2 separate regions of the Homo sapiens genome follow, and region 1 is linked to region 2. Evidence: chromatin loops called from intact Hi-C (ENCODE). Cell type or tissue: pancreas. All regions are shown on one strand. Each heading gives the region's core, and the rest is flanking DNA. Links, peaks and the distances in the headings are about the cores only. Region 1 overlaps ABCG5 (ATP binding cassette subfamily G member 5). Region 2 overlaps LRPPRC (leucine rich pentatricopeptide repeat containing).

Region 1 (11,122 bases), core at 1,200-9,199, 74 kb before region 2:
TTTAAGCCTTGATACTCTTTGGAGCAGTCTTTTATCCTGCAGGCTTTTTTTTTTTTGTCTGACTAGTCTTAATTCCTAAGAATAACTGGGAATTGAGAACTGCAGTTCACACTCAACAGTACCAGGTCAGAAATGAACTAATGCATGCAATTTATTTAGCCTATCATGTGGGCTGTGAGTTTTTCCTGGAACATCCGGGCTGGTTTTCTTCTCTTGGTATAATGGTTTATTACATGTGAATCATATCATAACATAAACTTGTTAGTTCCTGATTCCCGATAAAAAAGACATTTTATTGAACAAATGAACAGTTCAAGGTCTAAGGCAATGATTAACGAGCAGTATAAATGCTCTAGACTATAAGGTAATATCCATAACCACTATCAGTTCTCTGGTATTCCTTTACTTCAGTCATTATTAGGTGATCATTAATAACAGATTATCCCAATCTAAATTTTTTGAATTATGATATCTTACCTGAGGAATCCAGATCCAACAAGCACCCCCGCAATGGACAGCAGAGCCACTACACTGTTGACTATATTTGGATTTTGGACGATACCAAGTAGCACAAGAGTTAGAAATTCACCAATTAAGTGGGGGGCCAAGAGAGCAGCAGAAAAATATCCAAATCGGGCAACCTCAGGATGTAAGCCCAGCGTCCTAGAAAAGCATAAGCTCTTTAGTTTCCTCTCCAAGGGCTATCATTTAAGAAAAATACTGCACTTGCCTCTGTGAATAAATCCTTTGTGGTGAGTGGGTGGGAGAAGTTTGCAGGGCAAGCCACACTCCCCTTTGAAAGGCCGTTTTGGAAAGGAGTCAACATGAGACTATTTATTATATCAAATTGTTCCCATTGGCTGCAACTCATTGGGAGCCACCTTTTCCCTTTCACGGCTCCTTCAGCTCTCATAGGAAAACATTAAATTACTTAGACAATGGTCACAACTAACCGCAGTAAGCAGGCTTGTTGAACTCTACAGGCATCTTCATAAATAACCATGTTCTGCCTAGCCAACACCACACCTACCTAATGTTAAAGGGCTCACCCAACCCGCTTCCCAGCACCCCCTTCCCTGAACCTCATCTCTGTTATATGGGATTATTGCCTACGTGAAAATCCCTCACTTCTTTTGTCCTCGATCAGGTTAGCCCTCCCCAGCCCTACTCCATTCCATTCTTGTCTTTTATTCTACCAACCCCTTCCACTGATTTGACCTTCGTTTTCTTTTTTGAGACGGAGTTGCACTCTGTTGATCAGACTGGAGTGCAGTGGCGTGATCTTGGCTCATTGCAACCTCTGCTTCCCAGGTTCCAGTGATTCTCCTGCCTCAGCCTCCCAAGTAGCTGGGATTACAGGTGCGCACCACCACACCCAGCTAATTTTTTTGTATTTAGTAGAGATGGGGTTTTGCCATATTGGCCAGGCTGGTCTTGAACTCCTGGCCTCAAGTGATCTGCCCATCTCAGCCTCCCAAAGTGCTAGGATTACAGGCATGAGCTACCATGCCTGGCCTGACCTTCATTTTCTTGTAAACAAACCACCCTATATCCATGCACCTTTCCTCTTATATTCCTTTCTCCAAATTACATTTCCCTGGTGATAGCGTATCTTCAATGACCATTAGGCATGGCTGCTCTTTATCCCATTTGTAGAGTAAGCAAAAAATGTTGGCATGTCTTATACTCGCCCCTCCTTACCACTTACTCTTCAAGGCCATCTACTTTTCCTCTGTACAAATCATGAAGTTTGCTTATGCTATCAATGCCGTTCCTCATTGTTGTCTTCTGTGATGTTTAAAACATCCTCTTGCCTTTGATGATTTTATAGCATCTGGACCAGAGTCATTCTTTTTGCTCCTCTCCCCTATCATTTTCCTCAAGCTCTTTAACCTTCTTGATGAGCCATCCACATCAGTGGTTCCTAATTAGCGAATCTCAATTCCAATGGCTCCAGCTACCTAATCTGCATCACTCACCATGTCTTGGACTTAAATATTACTCAAAATGGTTTCGCTCCCAGGATTTCAGAGTCTGAGGACACCCTCTCTGAGCACAGCCTCCTGCCTCTCACTTCCCCAGTGCCCTCACTGCCGCAGATGCTGGACCCCTTCTGCCATTCTTTGCCTTATCAGTTCCCACATCTGGGGACCCTATTCTCCCTTAAGCAATGGAAGGTGTGCTGGACAATGCCTATTGCCGCACTAACTGGATCCCCTCTGCCACTTTGCCTCAGCTGGCCCCTGGACCCCTAAGATTTCCTTGTTGTGTCTTGAATTCTAATAGCATGTCCCATGATGACTGATATAAACCTCTACTTTAAAATTTCCCCCTTCCCAATTTCAATCTCTCTCCCCAGTGCTCAGCAGCTGAATTCACCTCCCATTTTATGAATTTCTTGATATCTTCATCATCTCTATTTTTCATTCTCTCTCTCTCCCCCTCTCTTCCCGCACCCCATCTTTGAAAGTGTGACCCTAGCTGCTTGCATCCTTGATCCCATGTTATTCTGATTCCCCTATCCCTACCTTGGTCTACTCTGGGAACTTCCTCTTTGACTTATCCAAATTTTGGCTGCATTTTCATCTACTCTCAATCTGATGTTTTTTGATGGTCTTATTTACCACATCCTAAAATAACCATTTTTTGAACTTGATCATCATTTAAGTAACTGCCCCTCTTCATCCTACCCTGTAACACCAAGTTTCTCAAAACAGAATCTGCTTCCTCCATCTTACACCTTCCCTTCTTGTAAACCTGACTTGCACCCCCATGACTCTACCGAAGCTCTTTTTTGGGAAATTGCAATGGCCTTCTCCCTTTATGCTTCACCTCCTTTAACCCCTGCAATATTGAAGTGTTTATGACACTTCCTTGAAACTCTCTCCTTCCTCATCCTCTCTGATGCTGCCCAATCCTGCTTCTCTTTCTACCTCCCTGATCACCCTCTGCCTCCTCTGTTGGTTGCTGTCCTCTTCCCACCCTCTGAATGTGTCTGTTTTAAGGTTTTACATTCAGGCTGCTTTCTCCCCTCCCCCAGGCCCCCCCCCATGCACCTGGGTCCTAGCTACTTCAGAGTCCTCTCTTCTCTGGCCCAGGCCCTGCCGTGAATGTGGGACAGGTCATTCCCAGGCACATGTCATCTTGTTGGTTTGTTCTCAGGTCTCCTGCAACCCACAGTTGGGCTATTTACAATAAAATTAATGTCCTGGAAGATACGACATTGCACTAGACACTGATGGGCAAAGTGTAGATCCTCCAGAGCAGAGAACTTCACCCTGGAGCTCTCCCTGCACGAGTCCCACTAGCTCCATGACTCCATGGGAGCCCGGCCCTGGGTGAACTGAACAACCCCTCACCAGTAGCACACACTGCTGAAAATCATGGTGGCAACAACGCTGAAGGGGAGGACGTGCAGTGCATAGGCCAGCATCATCTGCCACTTCTGGTAGAGGCCGTCCTGACTCTCCTGGTCGCTGACAGCTCGCAGCACGGGAACTGGGGATGGAAGGCAGGTTTCAGAACAGTCAGTCACCACCCAGCTGAAAAAGGGAGGGCTAGCCCAAGCTGAATGTGAGGTCTGTCAGGGCTGGATGGTGAGGACCAGCTAGGGGGGTTCCCTAGTCATAGAAGGAGGGGACCTGCCATCCACAGGACAATAAATCCCCACCCCGGAAATCTACACTCTACCAGAATTGCAATACAATTGCAAAAGATGTCATTTATTTCCTTCTCTCTAAAGTGGGGAGTTGTCACCAATTCACGAAAAGTACATGCAAAAGGGGCATGAATAAGTGATTTGAAGCACTTTGTCTTCTTTCTGTGCAGGATTCCCCCCACCCCACCCCGCCCCCACCACCAGCAGCCTGCATTTTAGACTTGCTCTCGGAAGGCCAGGCAAACCCCACAGATGCAGACACTTAGCATTGCCCCTCATGTCAAGCTCTAGAGCAACTTCACAATAGCGAAGTCCTTCCCTCTTATTCCCTAACAGTGTTGCCTTTGGGGAATCCCTCTAACACCTGCTTCCTGCAACGTTAGGCAACCAGGTTTTGTCTCTGGAATTCCACTGAATTTGAAAATTAGGTGCTGGCTGTCCTAAAATCAGCTCCAAAGAGAAGCTAACGGTACAAAGTTGGCCTGGTCGCTGAGCACCCCATGGGCTGTGCATCTGAGATGGCCAAGATGAGATAGGAGGAATGATCTTTTGAAAAACTCCTCAAACTCTCCCCACCAGTACATTGTCACTTCATGTTTCCCTGGATCCTTAGCCCTCAGAGAGATCCACCTGGTGAGCTCATTCATATTAACGTGTTGGTAACTCAATAGTTGCCTTTCCCCAGAGAGGGAACCTGGAGAGGGCTGGGTTTAGCTCAGAGAAAAACCCTTATAATGGTAGACTTTTGTAAGGTTACAGCTGGAGAAGGGAGGTATTTAGGGAGAAAGAGGTGCACCTCCAGCACGTGGGCACTTACACAGATTCACAGCGTTCAGCATGCCTGTGTACGGGGTGGCGCCCACAAACTGGTAAAGGAGACCTACGCGGTCCTGGATAGCACCCTTTAGCACATTGCTTCGGACCCGCAGAACGAAGAAAAGGAGGAACAAACCCATGATCAGATTCTGAAGGAGACGCGTAATCACTGCCAGCTTATTTCTCACCAAGTTTCTTGTCACTCTCCTGAAAACAAACAACCCTGTTTTAATTCCTTTTCAGAATTGTTATTGGGGGATGGCTAAAGACCTCTAACAGGCATTTCTCACATTTGTGAGCCTCTTACCTCAGGAGAACACCCAGTTTAGAGAAAACTCCAGGAGAATCTTTGGTTTTGAAAGGAACCATTGGTAACGTTTTCAGGTGTTTCATTCTTTCAATATTCTTCAAAGTTTTATGACAAATTGCTGATTTCTTGTAGGCAGATTCTATCATCTGGACTCTCTTGGAGGTTTCTATTTCCCGTTCCTTGCTTTGGGTATCCACTGACGTCAGGTCCACTAAAAGTTTTTCCCAAAAGATGTCACCCATGTGTTTTTAAATGCATGTATGTACATGGATATACAATTGGTACAGGAGTACTGGCCATAATACCTCATCCCATCAAGATAAAATTTGTGGTTAATGCCCACCTATAAAATCAGAATACTTTAAAGCATCCCAGCAGGGCCTTGAGGATCCCATTGGGATTGTCTGGGAGAATTCAGAAGCTCAGCTAATTATGCTCTGATAAAGTAGTAGCAGTGCGCCAGTTTGTTTGAGAGAGATCCCTGACCTCATTCTGATAGTCATCTCTGGCAAGTTCATTGACCCGGCCAAATTGATTCCTTGAAGAGTATAAAACACAAAAACAAAAGCAAAAATCAAATCCACTAGACTGGTGTCATCCAGGCAGAAGTCTGAGATGAGAAAGTTTAAAAAACATTCATGATGGGGAATGTGAAAGAAAAACTTACTATAGAAGTCAAAAGGGTTTGAATGTTCAGGACAAGGGTAACCGCAGTCATTGAAGAAATCAAGCATTTCCGCTGGCGTGCCACAGAAAATCAGCTCTCCGAAGCTCAGGATGGCAATTTTGTCAAAGAGCTGACCAGACAACAGACGTAGTTAGTGTGTGATCACAAGGGTAGCGATGCACTTTGAATGTCTCTGGGAACACTGATGCAGGGCCAAGGTCAGGTATTCCTTATGGTCACCAAGTCCTTATGGGAAATGCATTTCCCATAAGCAGTCAGTCCTTCGATGACCTTGGCCCTGCATCAGTATTCTTGGAGACATTCGAAATGCATCCCTACCCTTGTGAGCCTAGGCTACCACTGTGGGTCATGCTGCCTCCCATCCTGACGCCCAGCTTCATATCTGGGATAGACAAGCATGACTGGACCTGGGCGTAAGTCCCAGCCAAGCCAAGTGAGTGACCTCGGGCGAGCAGGGGTGGGTCTTAGTTTGTTTTTTTGTTTTCATTTTAAATCTCAGCTCCTCCTCTGTAAAAAGCAAATAATAGCTAACTAAAGGGATACTGGGCGGAGAAAGTGAGTTTTTTTGGAAGGAAATCAGTATGATTTCGTGGAAAAACACAGCCTTTGAAGCCAACTTGGCTGTGAAAGGCTAATGCTAGCTTTTTACTATTAACAACTGTGTGATCTTGGCTTAATTTGTTGTTGTTTTGTTGTTATTGTTGTTGTTGTTGTTGTTTCTGAGACCGAATCTCACTCTGTCACCCAGGCTGGAGTGCAGTGGCACAATCCCAGCTCTCTGCAACCTCCTGGGTTCAAGCGATTCTCCTGCCTCAGCTTCCCGAATAGCTGGGATTACAGGCGCACACCACCACGCCCAACTATCAATTTTGAATCATTGCTAAGTTTCACTCTTTTCCTCTGTAAGGTGAATACACTGAAACACACCTCATAGGAGTGTTGTGCAGATGAAATGAGCTATGTACAGAAAGTATTTGGAACATGGTAGGTGCTGAAAGAAGTGAGTTTTCATCCTTTGCTCTTCCCCTCTCAGGAGCTGTTGGCTCCAATTCTCTAGCACTAACGGTTTTTTGTTTGTTTGTTTGAGATGAGGTCTTCCTCTGTCACCCAGGCTAGAGTGCAATGGCATGATCACGACTCCCTGCAGCCTTGACCTACTGGGCTCAAGCGATCCTCTCACCTCAGCCTTCCAAGTAGCTGGGACCACAGATATGCACCACCATGCCTGGCTAATTTTTCTTTTTCTTTCTTTCTTTCTTTTTTTTTTTTTTAGAGATGGGGAGTCTCACTTTATTGCTCAGGATGGACTCAAACTCCTGGCCTCAAGTGCTCCTCCTGCCTCAGCCTCCCAAAGTGCTGGAATTACAAGTGTGAGCCACTGTGCCTGGCCACTGGTACAAATCTTGCCCCTGCCCCTGTGATTCCCAGCTCAACACACCATAGACCCGGCCTTTACGAGTTGAACCTCTTACCTGAAAAAGCTCAGAACGGGGCTGGTGAATGGTGAGAACCACAATTCGGTTCCTGCGAGCCAGTTCCACCAGGAGGACGACAATCTGATTAGCAGTCATGCAGTCCAGGCCTGTGGTTGGCTCATCAAACAGCATGACCTCTGCCAGCAAAGAAGGGCCAGACTTCTAAGGTAGTGCAGAGCCCAGGCTCTGTGCTTAAAACTCAGAGTTCTGAACTGTTCCTTATTGAGTTTGTACCCCATTCAAACAGTGTGCGGTGGGAAGTAAACATGTAAACTGGCTTTCAGCCTGAGCTCAGGAGAAAGGACCTGATGTGGAAGGGCCTAGTTCCCAGCTCTGGAGCACATGTGGGCTCAAATCCTCCAGGGCACAGGGAGTAAGGAGATCAGGCCTCTTACGGGCCATCTGGGCTCTGCTCAGGGCACCCTGTCAGGGAACAAGGGCTGGCAGGCTGGCATCAAGTTGTTTTAAAACAAGACTGAGAGAAGGCTGGTCAAAAAGACAACCCCATTTCATGTCTGTAACACTTTCCAACACCAGCAGGGTCTTTGCACAGAAAAGAAAAAAATCTGACGAATAAAACAAGGCCTGAAGTGTGGCAGGCATTTGGGTTCTTTAGAGGGTTTAAAGTAACTTATTTCTTCCTAAAAAGTGACAAGGGGGCCGGGCGCGGTGGCTCACGCCTGTAATGCCAACACTTTGGGAGGTCAAGGCAGGCAGATCACCTGAGGTCAGGAGTTCGAGACCACCCTGGCCAACATGGTGAAACCCTGTCTCTACTAAAAGAACAAAAATTAGCCGGGTGTGGTGGCAGGCGCCTGTAATCCCAGCTACTCAGGAGGCTGAGGCAGGAGAATCGCTTCAACCTGGGAGGTGGAGGTTGCAGTGAGCCAAGATCGCACCACTGCACTCCAGCCTGGGCAACAAGAGCGAAACTCTGTCTCAAAAAAAAAAAAAAAAAGTGACAAGAGCTGTTAAAAACATCTCTCTTATTTGCCTTCTAGTGACCAAGCACCATTTGAAGAACAGGCCGTCCTGGTCTACCACAGTGCAAAGAAAGGATCCAGATGCAGTTTGTCCTCTCCAGCTGCATGAGTGGCGAGGTTTCCCCAGGTGATGGGGAAAATGACCAAACCTGGCAGAGGACTGACTACTCTGTTTTGATACTCCCTTCCCCACAACATATACACTTTTGAGTTTATCATTCAAATTCCTATTTTAATTCCTGCCATTTCATGAACACCTGTGGTCATATCAAAACTCATTGGCTTTCCCCAGCCCACACAGTGGTATTGCCCTGGTGAGAAGAAATGATTGGCAGGGCAAGGCTCCATATTCAAGGAAAACCCCAATGGAACACTTCAACACCAATGCAACGCTTCCGGGTCCAGGAGCTGTTTTGTTTGGATGATGGAATCGCATCAGGAAATGAACTGTACAGCATTTCCAAAAAAACTGGGTCCTCAGTTTGAAAAACCTGTGATTTCAGTTGTACACAAACCCCTTTCCAAATGAGGACCGTGAAGAAAGGGCCCAAAGTATCTGCACACACACAGAAGATGCCCAGACAGCAGCTAGTAACAGTTCTGGGTGCCACTTACTAGGATCCTGGAGCAGCTGGGCTGCGATGGAGACCCGGCGCCGCTCACCCGTGGAAATGCCCCCCAAGCTGTAGTTGCCAATCAGTCGGTCTGCCACATGGCTCAGACTCAGCTCTGCCATGACGGCCTCCACCTGCAGGAGACACAAATTACAGGAAGGCTGGGAGTCTCTGTGGCTGCTATTTCAATTCATGGGCTGGGGAGGACATGAAAGAGGCAGCACACCGCCCAAGAATCCAAGGGCCACTTCCAGACTCACCACACCCTGGGGAAAGCATGTCTTTGATAATAATATGATCCAATTCGGCTTAAATCGTAATACATGTGTCAGATTTAAATAAATAATATGAATTTTTTAAAACGTCCCCAGAGGCTGGGTGCAGTGGCTCATGCCTGTAATCCCAATACTTTGGAAGGCTGAGGAGGGAGAATTGCTTGAGGCCAGGAGTTTGAGACCAGCTTGGGCAACAAAGAGAGACCCTGTCTCTACAAAAAAAAAAAAAAAAAAAAAGAAAGAAAAAAACAATAAATTAGCCGGGTATGCTGGCACGTGCCTGTAGTCCCAGCTACTCAGGATGCTTAGGCAGGAGGATCGCTTGATCCCAGGACGTTGAGACCACAGTTAGCCATGATGGCACCACTGCACTCCAGCCTAGGTGACAGAGCAAGACCCTGTCTCTAAAATAAAATAAAATAAAATGGGCCTGGCATGGCGGCTTATGCCTGTAATCCCAGCACTTTGGGAGGTCGAGGTGGGTGGATCACTTGAGGTCAGGAGTTCGAGACTAGCCTAGCCAACACGGTGAAACCCTGTCTGTTCTAAAAATACAGAAATGAGCTGGGAGTGGTGGCAGGCACTGGTAATCCCAGCTACTCGGAGGCTAAGGCAGGAGAATTGCTTGAACCCGGGAGGCCAAGGTTGCAGTGAGGCAAGATGGCACCACTGCACTCCAACCTGGGTGACAGAGCGAGACTCCGATTCAAAAAAAATAATAATAAATAAATAAACAAATAAAATAAAATAAGATTCCCTAGAACACAAACTGCTTACACTTGCTTCAGGAAAATTAACCAGGAAACAACAGATACTTCATTAAACTCCTATTTGCAGGAGCCATAGTCACTGCAGCCCATACAGAAAAATCCCCCAAATTCATGATTACAATATCGCTTACTTTCATAAGTGTTTGGGTTTTGAAATTTTATTATCATAAATGCTTTATGTGTTTACAAAAATCCAACCTGATTTGAACTAAACCTGTTTCCCACTGTATAACCCAAATAAGTGCTGGGGTCCCATGTGGTACAATCTCAGTGTGAGTCCACATCAAAGACATATAATCCAGCCTTCAGAAGTAATTAAAAATAATTCCAATCTTTACTTGAATTTCTTTAAGGACTTTAATGGGGACCCAATTTATAACCCCCAGCCACATTTAAAATTCCCTTTCTTCCAATTCTCTTCGCTGTACTTAAAGCCTGTAACTCCCTGAAACCGTTTTTCCTCCTCATTCTCAACTCTCCCAAAACAATAACGACTAAAAAAAATTCTTTACTGAATTTCTAATCAAGAAGCTTGGCTTTTTTCCTCCCTCACTGTCTTTCCTTCCTCAGCTTATCTCCTCTCCAGAGACCTGTTCACAAATCTGTTTCTGTCCCCCTGTACTGATTACCTCTAACTGCAGAAACCCCAGGGGGAAAGCAGAAAGAGACAGAAGATACTCATATGGTAATAAGTTTTGTTTCCAGACACCCCTAATAAGGCCGTGTTATGAAAATGGAAACAAAACCATTGCATTAAAAAACAATAAGCTAGATTGCAGAAGAAGAGGGAATGACTTGTGGACCAACATTCAAGAGGAGTCAGGGAGTGGGGTTGACGGCATAGATGTAGCTTTGACCCACCCAAAGAATGGACATATCTGAAATAGGTACAAAGGAATAATGAGAAGGTAAAAATGCATAAATAAACTAGATATAGATATATTCTGGAACAAAAGAAAGCTCTTCTCTTGCCATCAGGGTAGAAGGATCCTAGAATTAAGCTTTGCTTGACACAGTGAGATTTCTGTGCTGACCAGCCAGGGTAGATTCCCGAGCCTCCTTCTCATCTCTGTAACATCATAAGGAGTAAGCTTGCCCCTCCTGGCTTGGAAGAGATGGACAGAGAAGACATTTACTTAATTTGTCTCAGAGGTTTCACACCCCAGCAGGAATGCTCTCCCACATTTTGGAAACAAATTTTGGAAATGGAATTCAGAGTCCCTGGAAGGACTATTGGGATGAGCAAGTCCAACCCTCCATGCTCTGTGCTTTCACGTAATCTGATGTATTCTTCACATCAAACCCAGGAGAAATGCATTCTTATTGTATTTTTTATAGAGGAGAAAACAAAGTTCCATAACTTGCCCAAGATAATGCCATTAGCAAATGGCAGGGCCAGGATTGAGAGGACTCTCTGGGCTCTCTGAAGTGGTCCAGGAAGCCTGAGCCTTAGCCAACAGCCCCGCAGACATAGCCTGCTCACATTGGCCTTGCTTTATTTCCAGGTTCTTCCAAGGACAGAAGCAGATCTGC
Region 2 (10,093 bases), core at 43-8,042:
TAATCTACAGCTAAAAGAAACCAGCATTTTTCCACAGGTTAATGCAATTCCACTTACATTTCTATGAATATTTTTCTAGAATATGATAAACACATTGCTTCTTTTGTCAAGTGGTGACCATACCAAGAAGTTATGAGATCCCAAGGGTAGAGAGATAACAACCCTATCTTTAGGTGCCACAACTGGTTGATGAAATTGTAAAGAATTCAGTTAAAACATTCTGAAGTGTTACACACTTGACATACAAAAAAGAGCATTTCCAGAATCTCACTGAAATTTTTACTTATTTCTTCCAGGAATATGCAGACTCGGCTATGGCTTTATTTCCTGTAGCGAGTGAATACAGAACTGCTATGCCGTAATGAATATCTGCTGAGTATTTCCCGCCCTACTCCAACGTTACTGGATAAACCCATGATGGATATATAAACATCTATGCCCTCTTCCCATCTCACCAAGAGGAGCAAAATCTGGCTTAACTATTCTACTGTCAAGCAATGGAACACTGTTAACAGGCATCTTAAAAATCCTAACTCCTTTCTATAGCATGTTTATTCAGTCAATCCACACCTGGACCTGCATCCTCCCAGGGCTTCTTCTATTTTAAACTGTCCTGGGTGGGATGTTCTAAGCAGACATATTGCCGTGCATTTCCCGTCCCATCTCCTGGACAAGGCAACAGGGACTTGGCACAGTCCCACAGGTGGACTGACAAGTGCTTTTCAGATTCCTTATACTTTTTAATCACACGTATAAAAACACAGCCTCTCTGAAAGGAAAGAAGGGGCAATTAAATATTTTCTAAAAGTTGTTGGTAGTAAATAAATACATGAGTCACAGATGCAATGAAGCAAATTTTTTAAAAGTGTAGGTATATCTAGGGGAAGGGTGTAGAAATTCAGGAAAACGTAGACCTCCCAAACTGGACACAGCCTAAATGTTTCAAATAAAACAAGCATCACAGTTGGCATGTGGTTTGAAACTTCATAAAGAACCCAAATAAACTAAGAATGTAGTTTCTCGTATACAAGAGGTAAAATCCGATCTAAGAGAAATTTAATTTTATACTTACAGTTAAACATCAAAGTAGAATGTGATATACCTACTATGTACCCACAGAAATTTTTTTTTAAAAAATTTTTTCAAAAGGACTTGGTTCTATTACATACCCACCCACCCCTTTTACAGTGTAAATAAAGTAACTGCACAAATTAGAATTAATTTGTGGCTCCATATCAATTTGAAAGCCAAGTGGCTCATTTACCTGATGGTTTATACCTGATAAATGCTCAAAAGTAGCCACGTGCTAGGAGACACTCTGGAGTGTACATTTTCCTTGGTAGTGCTTCTGCATTGTTAAATGTCCCAAGGTGACCGAAGCAACATAATTTTAATCTTCCATTTCTTTCTTTCTTTCTTTCTTTCTTTTTTTTTTTTTTTTTTTTTGTAAAGACCAGGTTTCGCCATGCTGGCCAGGCTGGTCTCAAACTCTGAAACTCCTGACCTCAAGTGATCCACCCGCCTCGGCCTCCCAAAGTGCTGGGATTACAGGTGTGAGCCACCATGCCCAGCCTAATCTTGCATTTTTTAAGGGCCTTTTCTTGGGGCTCTCAATGCATACCTGTGTAAGTGGAAAATTCCTGCGTGAACTTGTTTTACATTTCCAGTACAGCTAACAGACGACAAAACTGACTCTAAGTAGAGACAAGCAAAGTCTTGAATCTCTATAGTATTCTCAAATAAGGTCCTGAAACAACAGGCTTTTATGTTAAATTCAATACTTCTGAGCAAGGCACGTACAGTATCATTGATTTGTAAGCAGGTAAAGCACAGTACCTTTCCTTGTTTCCTAGAATTCCTAAGGAGGAACAACAACAAAATCGGGGTTTGTTCAGCAATTGCACCACATCTCTAAAAATTAAAACATTATTCAGTAAGTGAAGGTTTCTGATAAACAAGTGGATCAAACTGAATATTTCCAATTAAGAAAGTTCACAATAATACAGTAGTGTATTATTACCAATAGGAAGGCCTAATAGTCGACTATTATTTTTTAAGGCAAGAAAAAAGAAAACAAGTGCAAGCTATGCCAAGCTTTGGTGAATGCTGTCCTTGGCATTGCAAGTATAAAGTTTGTTTAAAAAGAAAAGGGAAAAATTAAACTAATGCTTCAACAACCACAGAATAAGGTTTAGGACTGCAAAGAAAGAGGAAAAAAAGAAACATTATTCCTCTCCAATTATACTGCCAAGCATTCACAAGTGAGCTAGGGATCATAAGGTTAATTATACATTTAATAAGGTGTCAGGGAGATAACTGCTCATTTCTTTATAAAAATTAAAATGTACAAAGCAAGTTCTCTTTAAAGTATAATTACCTACACTTATGCATACAAAAGGACTGATTTCAATCTCTCTATTTTATAAAAGGCTTTCACTGCAACAGACAGCCAGCGCTTGAGAAAGAGACCAAAGTTAAACTAAAAAAAAAAGTTTACATGACAGACCAGATAAATCAAATGTCTATCCAATCTTAGATGCTATAGTAAAATCAAATATGGCAAGACAATATTTTAGTTTACACTCATCACAGATGTCATTCTTTTAAGTTTCTAAAAGAACACTGCTCTTTCAAAGCTTTAAAACACTGTCAATACTAAAACGAATGGTATAAAAAGAACTTTTTGGGGCCACACAGAACATTTACATTACGCACTGATGTTTTTGACATCTGTGAATAAAGTATTCTTCGCTACGGCAAGAATAATCTTTTACTGTTTGACAAGCAGGTAAAGGATGGGTGAAGGGTTTATCATCTGAAACCCCAGTCTAGTGATGAGATGGTAAATGAAAAGACTCTGCTGTTGCATCAACACTCAGCTACCACCAAGAGCCCTTCAGTGAGGTCACTGCAGATAACGCAGTTCTTTCTGAGGGAGCAGGCGCCATCCCTGCTGCCACCCACCCAGGCGGCTGTCAATTGTGCTCTTCCAGAAAAACCTTGATTATGGCAGAGAACAAGCTAGTAGATGAAGTACCAAGTGCCACTTTCTAAAGAACTATCAAAAGGATGTGTTAAAACTGATTGCATACCATCATGTGTATAATTAGATATGTATATGCTTATTATACCCCTAGTAGGTACTTAGACATGTACATATGAAGATAAAGCATGAGTATCTTCCTTCTTTTTTTTTTCACCACGTAAGATAGCAAGATAAAACAATTTTAAAAGTCCTGAAATCCCTATCATAAACTGCCTTTTCCTTAAAATTAAAAAAAAAAAAAAAAACAAAGGAAAAAAAGTAAACAAGCAAAGCAAAACAAGAAAATTCCCAGTGAACCGGAATTTCCCTTCTCCAGCAACAAAAGTAAGAGTCTGAGAAGCAGTGCTAATTCACCCTTTATAAAACTGTTAACAGAGATACAGTTTTTCAGGTATTCCTTTTAAAAATGGATTGGATTCTACTGTCAAACTAGATGAACTTGAAGAATAAAAACTGGAGGTCAAGCACATGGGTAGTTTTACCTTCCCTATCTACTACTTAAGATCTTTCACAGCTGGTAAAAATGTAAGGGAATATAATACTATTTACGATCAGAAATTGGTCCCACGCCTCAATTTGACACAGGGAGTCTACACAAACACAGCCGTTGGCGGGATCACGGTGACTGTTTGACTGCCACCTGCTGGGAAGGGGCTCCCCGGCGGTGCCTGTTTGTGTACATTGCCAGTGGCAGCTAGGATCACCCACTGTTCTGTCGGCACTTGGCATAGCTTTATATTTAGTGCTGTTAAAATGGCATGAATGCAGTTGTCTCCTTCCCTGAAGGTTGCTAATTTAACTGAGAGTGCGGGCCACAGAGACCTGCATTTGTCATTTAATGTGTCTGTGACACACAAGTGAATAGAAAGCATATTCAACTCTTAATAAACCTTGAATAAGGCACTGAGAATGTTTGAGTATTCAAGTGAGAAGCTGTACTTGAAAAGCAAACATTTCCTACTTTTTGTTTGCAAACTGTGTTGCCATGGTGACGCACAGTATCTAGCGCATTTGAGAAATTAAAGTAGAAAATCAAAGGAATTGTTGTTTTGCATTATCTATCTGCACAGAAAGATTTGTCTTTAATCATTTCAGCGAAACTCGCTGCCCCATACCTACCCCCGCACCACCCGCCGCTCCCCGCTACCTCAATTCTAAAGACATTTCTAGTTTGATCTGGCATCTTTAAAACCAGTAACCTAAAATCTACCATCCAGTCCTTGTCCTGCAACCGTGATTCACACTGAATGTAAACAAGCTAGCTGCACACCACACTGAATTTCTAGTATTCCACCACACGCCTATGTCTAGTAATTTCTCAATTTACTTCTTGCAAGCCTCGAGCCCCACTGCTCCATGAGTGGAGGGTCATTACCTGTAGGAGAGCTCTGGCATCATCCACCTTGCCTGCATCCACAAGTTGAAGGAAAAAATCAGTGACAGGTTTATAAATTGCAAACTGATTGGCCAATCTCTCCGCCATGATGCTTACTGGAAAAATGACAGGTAAGAAAAATCTTTCATTAGAACAGTGGTATAACTCACCTACCAAAGAAATTTGGTCTAGTCTCACTAGAGAGAAAATGTGCTTGTGTGTTCTTTAGCACAAACAACTAACTTACTCTTTTCAACTGCTGGTTCCAACTGCTCCTCTATTACTTTTCTGAATAAGTATGCCAAGCCGAAGTATTGGGGTTCAATGACTTTATTCTCTGAAGTAAGCATATTTTCAATGTTTTCTATTGCGGCATCTATGTTATTACTGTTAAAAGCAAAATAAATTACTTAAAAATTTGCTTTTATGTTAATATTACAGGCAGTTTAGTCTAAGAACTTACTTTTATATCCACTCATGCTAATACTTTAGGAAAAAAATGAAATACATTTACACTTAACCAAATAAACACTAGGCAACTGAAACCCTGAATCACATTTAAGTAGCAAAAACATTCACTAGCTGGTTCGTGCTGCAGTGGTTGTTTATTTTGCTTCACAGCAGTTCAAATAGTTGCTTGTTTTAACAATGCTCTACAGACAAGATCAAACAACTATATACAGGAGAATTAATGAAGATAACTTTTAAAATTCTGTATCTTAAATATTTAACTTAATTTTTGCCACTCTTTGGATATAAAATGAAAACTTGTATAAATGCTACAATTTTGGCTTTATGATCCACAACTTGTCACTACTGCATAAAAATAGTATTTAACATCTCAGGATTCTTAAAGATACTGATGATGTTTCAAAAGGCATATATGCATGTCTCTAACTTATGGTCGCCTCAATTTCTTTTTGTCAGGTATTATACATTTGGAAAATACTCAGTTTATACTAAAAATCTCAGGAAAAAGTATCTTCACACTTTACATTGAAAAAAATCAGTTACATGGTCTTATTTAGCAAGTTATGGTAAAAATTATCTCTATGACTATCTTTTTGGTTAAGGTAATCTATAATGGATACTTTACTGTTACCATATGGCATACTAAATCCAATCAGTCAATATTGTGTTGAAATTATTATATTAAACATAATTCTCTAACTAAAAATGAATACTGTTACAATATATTTCTCTTACAAGTTTTAAGGAATTACTTAATAGTGAATATGTTCTCCGAATCATATAAAACTGTGTTTATGTGGTAAAACTTTAAAATTCACCCAGTTCTTAGATGAGTAATTTCTTCAATCTTCTAATGTAAAACAATCACATTTTCTTATTAAAGGGAAGTTCTATCTGGCGAAATAGTTTGAAAAGGTCAAAACAAAACACAACTGTTTCTCAAACAAACAAAAAAAAACCCCTACAAAAACAAACATTATATTTTAATATCATGTCCCATTAAATGTATGCAAGATTACTAAAGAACATTTTTTCTAAAAGCATACTGAAAGTATCAAATTCCATAAAGTACTTTGCTAGGGAGCTTATTAAAAATCAAGTCCTTATTTATTTCTACAGGGGTAATTCTCAAAAGGAATCTAGAGACAGTGGTAAGAAAATCAGCTCTAAATACCTCCCTTTTTGTGGGGGTGGGAGAGTGTTCACGGGGTGGGTAAGGAATATGAATACGGAAATGCACATTTTTAATAAGCTTGCGGGGCCTTCTGCTTCACAATATTCTACTAGTGTCCCTATCAAATATTACTGACAAACAAATGAGATCATTTTTCACTTCTGAACAAAGTGTTTCGACAACAAGAGGCCTGGCATATATACACAGGAATGAGAAAGGTTATCAACTGTGGAGCAAGATTTATGAATTTGGTAAATGCTGTTTATTCTAAGATTTAAGGTAAAGAAAAAACATATTTTTCAACATATAATTATTCCCTAATCAGCAACTAGCATCAACATTTCCTCTGCAGTTGATAAGGTTTCCACATGTCTAAAAAAGTTTTTAAAAGGTGGTATCTGAGGCAATGCCCATTCTAGTGACCAATGAAGGAAAAGAAGGCTTGCAAATACTCACTTCTTTATTTGAGCCAAAGCAATGTTATTGATGAAAACCATTTTTGAAAGTCCAATGGAGTCTTCGAGTCCATTTAACATCTTCTGAACTACTTCTATGTTTTCAACATCACCCTTCATGGCCAATGCCTGGATGACACGGGTCACTGCTAACCTAGAAGGGGTCTGCTGCTGATCCAATACTGTTTTCAGTGTTGTCACAGCCTCTAAAATACAAGAGCAGGAGATGGCTTTTCTTATATGACCTGTGCTGACTTTAATGCATTTTGAAAACCAGCTTTTAAATATGAGCACCAAATGGCCATAAACAAAAAGCTATGAATAATTAATTTTAGATTACAGAAAATTATTAATACTTCATGAGATACCCCCAAAAATTATTTACTTGACTATATAAGATATTAGAGGCCCGAGGAATTTCTTCTTTAAGTCACAGAGAAAATACAAATGTTACCGACAATATGAGTTCCATTTAGGGATAACATTCAGTGACTAAAGTTGGTAAGTTCAAATGAATACAAATAAGAAAGATTTTCTAGAGTTTCCAAAAATGTGTGACTTCTATCCATGTTCATACTTGTCCAGATTTTAACTCGAAGATTAAATGATCATCAAAACTTAATATCCCAACAATTCTTTCTCAAAAACACTAAAAACATTGATCCTCTAGGATCAATGTTCCAAACTGAAACATTGAACTTTAACACCAACAAATTTATTTTATGATTAGATGCCTTGTGATTATTTTCCTGCACTAAATTAAAAAATAATGCCTACTGATTTCCACAAATACAGACAGTCCCTGACTTACGATGGGTTTATGGGGTAGTTAATGCATTTTCAACTTTATCCCGACTTAGCCCCATCGGTAAGTTGAGGAGCATCAGTATAATCAATGGAGTTTTGTTTGTATGTTTTTTTGAAGTATCACACTTTCAAGTACTTGATTATAAATAACTATGGAATAGCCTTCTAGCTAACTGACTCATAAAACTGTAGCAAAATCATGATATGAAATAAAGTGGTAGACTGAGGAGTAGCCTAACAATCACCCCTACCATTATCGAAGAAAACTTAATAGCTTTATAGCAACTAAAGCAATGTAACTTAGACAAAACTAAGACTCTCCAAACAGCTTTCCAACTAAGAACAGCTTAGTTTTACAGAAAAATGGGGAAAGTGTATTAATTGAAGTGTACTCAAAATACAGTGGAAAGACATGATGAATTTAGTGTTCATTAATGAATAAAGAATTTATGATTATTTGAAATCTACAATCTTAAACCACTCATTCTCAAATGAGAAAAAAGAAAAACAGGTTAAAAAGCATAGTCAATAAAAATTTAAAAATACACATGCACATATAGGAAACAAAAAATGTTTTTATACTATTTAAAAATATTTATAATAAGCTTGATAAAATTTTGCTAATGGGTGGTCATACACAGATAATTATAATAATAGTCTTATTAACCAAGAATATTGTCAGCTAGGGAGGCTCTTCCCACAGTACATCAAAACAATAATAACAAAAATAAGATTAATGATGGTGATGACAGTAACTCAAACTTATTGAGCATTTACTACATGCCAGGCACAGCAGTTTAAACAGCTACTGTCACAACTACCCTTCCGAGACAAGTACCAATTTTACAGATGAGACCCCTGGGCACAGAGATTAGTTTGCCCAAGGTAAAATCATATTTTTAGACAAGACTCGAAGATTCCAATGATCCCAGAGCTTCCGTCTATGAGTGCGCGTGTGCACAAGAGAGCAGAAGGGTGGGGAGAACAGACCATTTCACATCTGTCTAAAGATAGCACAGGACCTTGTGACCTAAATCCTATTCTCATATAAGGCTTGCCTTCTGTACAGTTAATGACTTCAGGGACACCAAAAATGTTACCCATCCACATCCCTCCCCCCAGGTCCTTTCCCACTGTCACCTAATTCCAACATTTACTCAATTACTCACTAGTGATACTAATTACACTGTACAAGTGCCACGTATCAGCTATTAATATTCACCAACAGTAAAATTTAATCGGCTTTATTTTTTCTTTCTGCTTTAGATGGGGTTGAGAAAAGGAAACCTAAAAGAAAGGCAGAACAACGGAAGGGAATTTTTAAAAATCAAGAGCTCTCATCAGCCATGGAGCAAAATAAGAAGATGGGAATAGTGCAAACACTACTCCTGTCCTCACTGATGATCATTTTACTCTAACAACAGGTTTGTGGTGATGTGCTCAGGGAGGGGGGTGGGGTGGGGGTGGGGGAGGTAGTGCAGGAACAGTGCGCTCGAGGCTCCTGCTCTCAGGCAACCTCCAATTGAGCTGAACAGCTCAGAAGAGTAGATGAGAAATTATACCATGTCCTTTCCTGTAGCTTACACAGGGCACCTAACATAAAAATAAAGGGTACCAATCCAGCTGAAGAAATCTGGGTCAGGTTCAGCTGAAAAATGAACCCCCTGAAATTAGAAAAGTGTTTTGTTCTTATCTCCATGTCTACAGAAACAAAAGCTATTTATGACAATGAGCTTATTTATATGGCGAGCAAGTTTAACTTTTCATTGTTTTAAAATTGTTTATCATTTTATTACATAAAATACTAATAGGACATAAAGTCTTTTTTGGGGGGGCCGGGAGAAGGGTTTTGTTCTTGCCCAGGCTGAGTGCAGTGGCACCATCATGGCTCATGGCAGCCTCAACCTCCTGGGCTTAAGCAATTCTCCCACCTCTGCCTCCTGAGTAGCTAGAACTACAGGTGCACATTACCATGCCTGGCTATTTAAAAATTTTTTGTAGAGACAAGGTCTCGCTACACTGCCCAGGCTGGTCTTGAACTCCTGGACTCAAGCAATCCTCCTGCCACAGCCTCCCAAAGTGCTGGGATTACAGGTGTGAGCCATTGCGCCTAGCCACAAAAGTCTGGGCACAAGAAGTGTTTTCTATTCACTTACATATTCAGTACTAATCAATTAGGAAGACAGCTAAAGACCAGTACATTTAGGTATTATAAGCAACATTAAAGCTGCACAATTAAACAACAACTTCCTCTCAAGGATGTGAACTTATGTTATAAACATGCAGGCCGGGCGTGGTGGCTCACGCCTGTAATCCCAGCACTTTGGGAGGCCGAGGTGGGAGAATTATTTGAGGCCAGGAGTTCGAGACCAGCCTGGCCAACATGGTGAAACCCTGTCTCTACTGAAAATACAAAAATTAGCTGGGCGTGGTGGCGGGCGCCTGTAATCCCAGCTACTCAGGAGGCTGAGGTGGGAGAATCGCTTGAACCCAGGAGGCGGAGGTTGCAGTGAGCCGCGATCCCACCACTGTACTCTAGCCTGGGCAACAGAATGAGACCCTATCTCAAAAAAAACAAAAACAAAAAAAAAAAACAAAACAAAAAAAAACCCAAAACAAAACCAGAACATGCAGTGAGGAATAATACCATTATTACAGAGATAGGAAGCAATAAGGTTACATTTCCAGAGCTTTTTCAACCTTTCTTGAAGATCTCCTAAGTGGGTTTTGTTGTACTGGCAAAACTGCAGTATCACTGTATTCAC

Evidence for each region. A loop is a pair of places that touch in the nucleus more often than their neighbours do. Peaks named below come from ENCODE experiments on the same cell type or tissue, not always from the same donor. Only the 100,000 strongest peaks of a DNase experiment are listed, where the experiment ranks them.
Region 1: it touches region 2 in a loop (2.5-fold over the local background); 1 of 110 quality-filtered maps calls a loop at or near these places.

Annotation. Positions count from the first base shown.
Region 1 is chr2:43,819,438-43,830,559 of GRCh38, forward strand. It overlaps ABCG5 (ATP binding cassette subfamily G member 5), which reads right to left. Exons shown (of 13, transcript NM_022436.3): 5 at 8,546-8,678; 6 at 6,945-7,084; 7 at 5,452-5,581; 8 at 4,782-4,995; 9 at 4,476-4,681; 10 at 3,360-3,498; 11 at 478-663. It also overlaps a transcript of DYNC2LI1 not described here. Among named protein-coding and RNA genes, the nearest start is that of ABCG5, 14 kb to the right of the region's middle. In pancreas, for the core only: no CTCF peak of the experiment used is centred there; no DNase peak of the experiment used is centred there.
Region 2 is chr2:43,894,798-43,904,890 of GRCh38, forward strand. LRPPRC (leucine rich pentatricopeptide repeat containing) reads right to left here. Exons shown (of 38, transcript NM_133259.4): 32 at 6,523-6,727; 33 at 4,669-4,808; 34 at 4,422-4,537; 35 at 1,837-1,911. It also overlaps the pseudogene RN7SL455P. Among named protein-coding and RNA genes, the nearest start is that of ABCG8, 61 kb to the left of the region's middle. RefSeq lists an enhancer at 3,573-3,867. In pancreas, for the core only: a CTCF peak has its summit at 3,708 (motif pointing left); a DNase peak (open chromatin) is centred at 3,684; H3K27ac peaks cover 990 bases.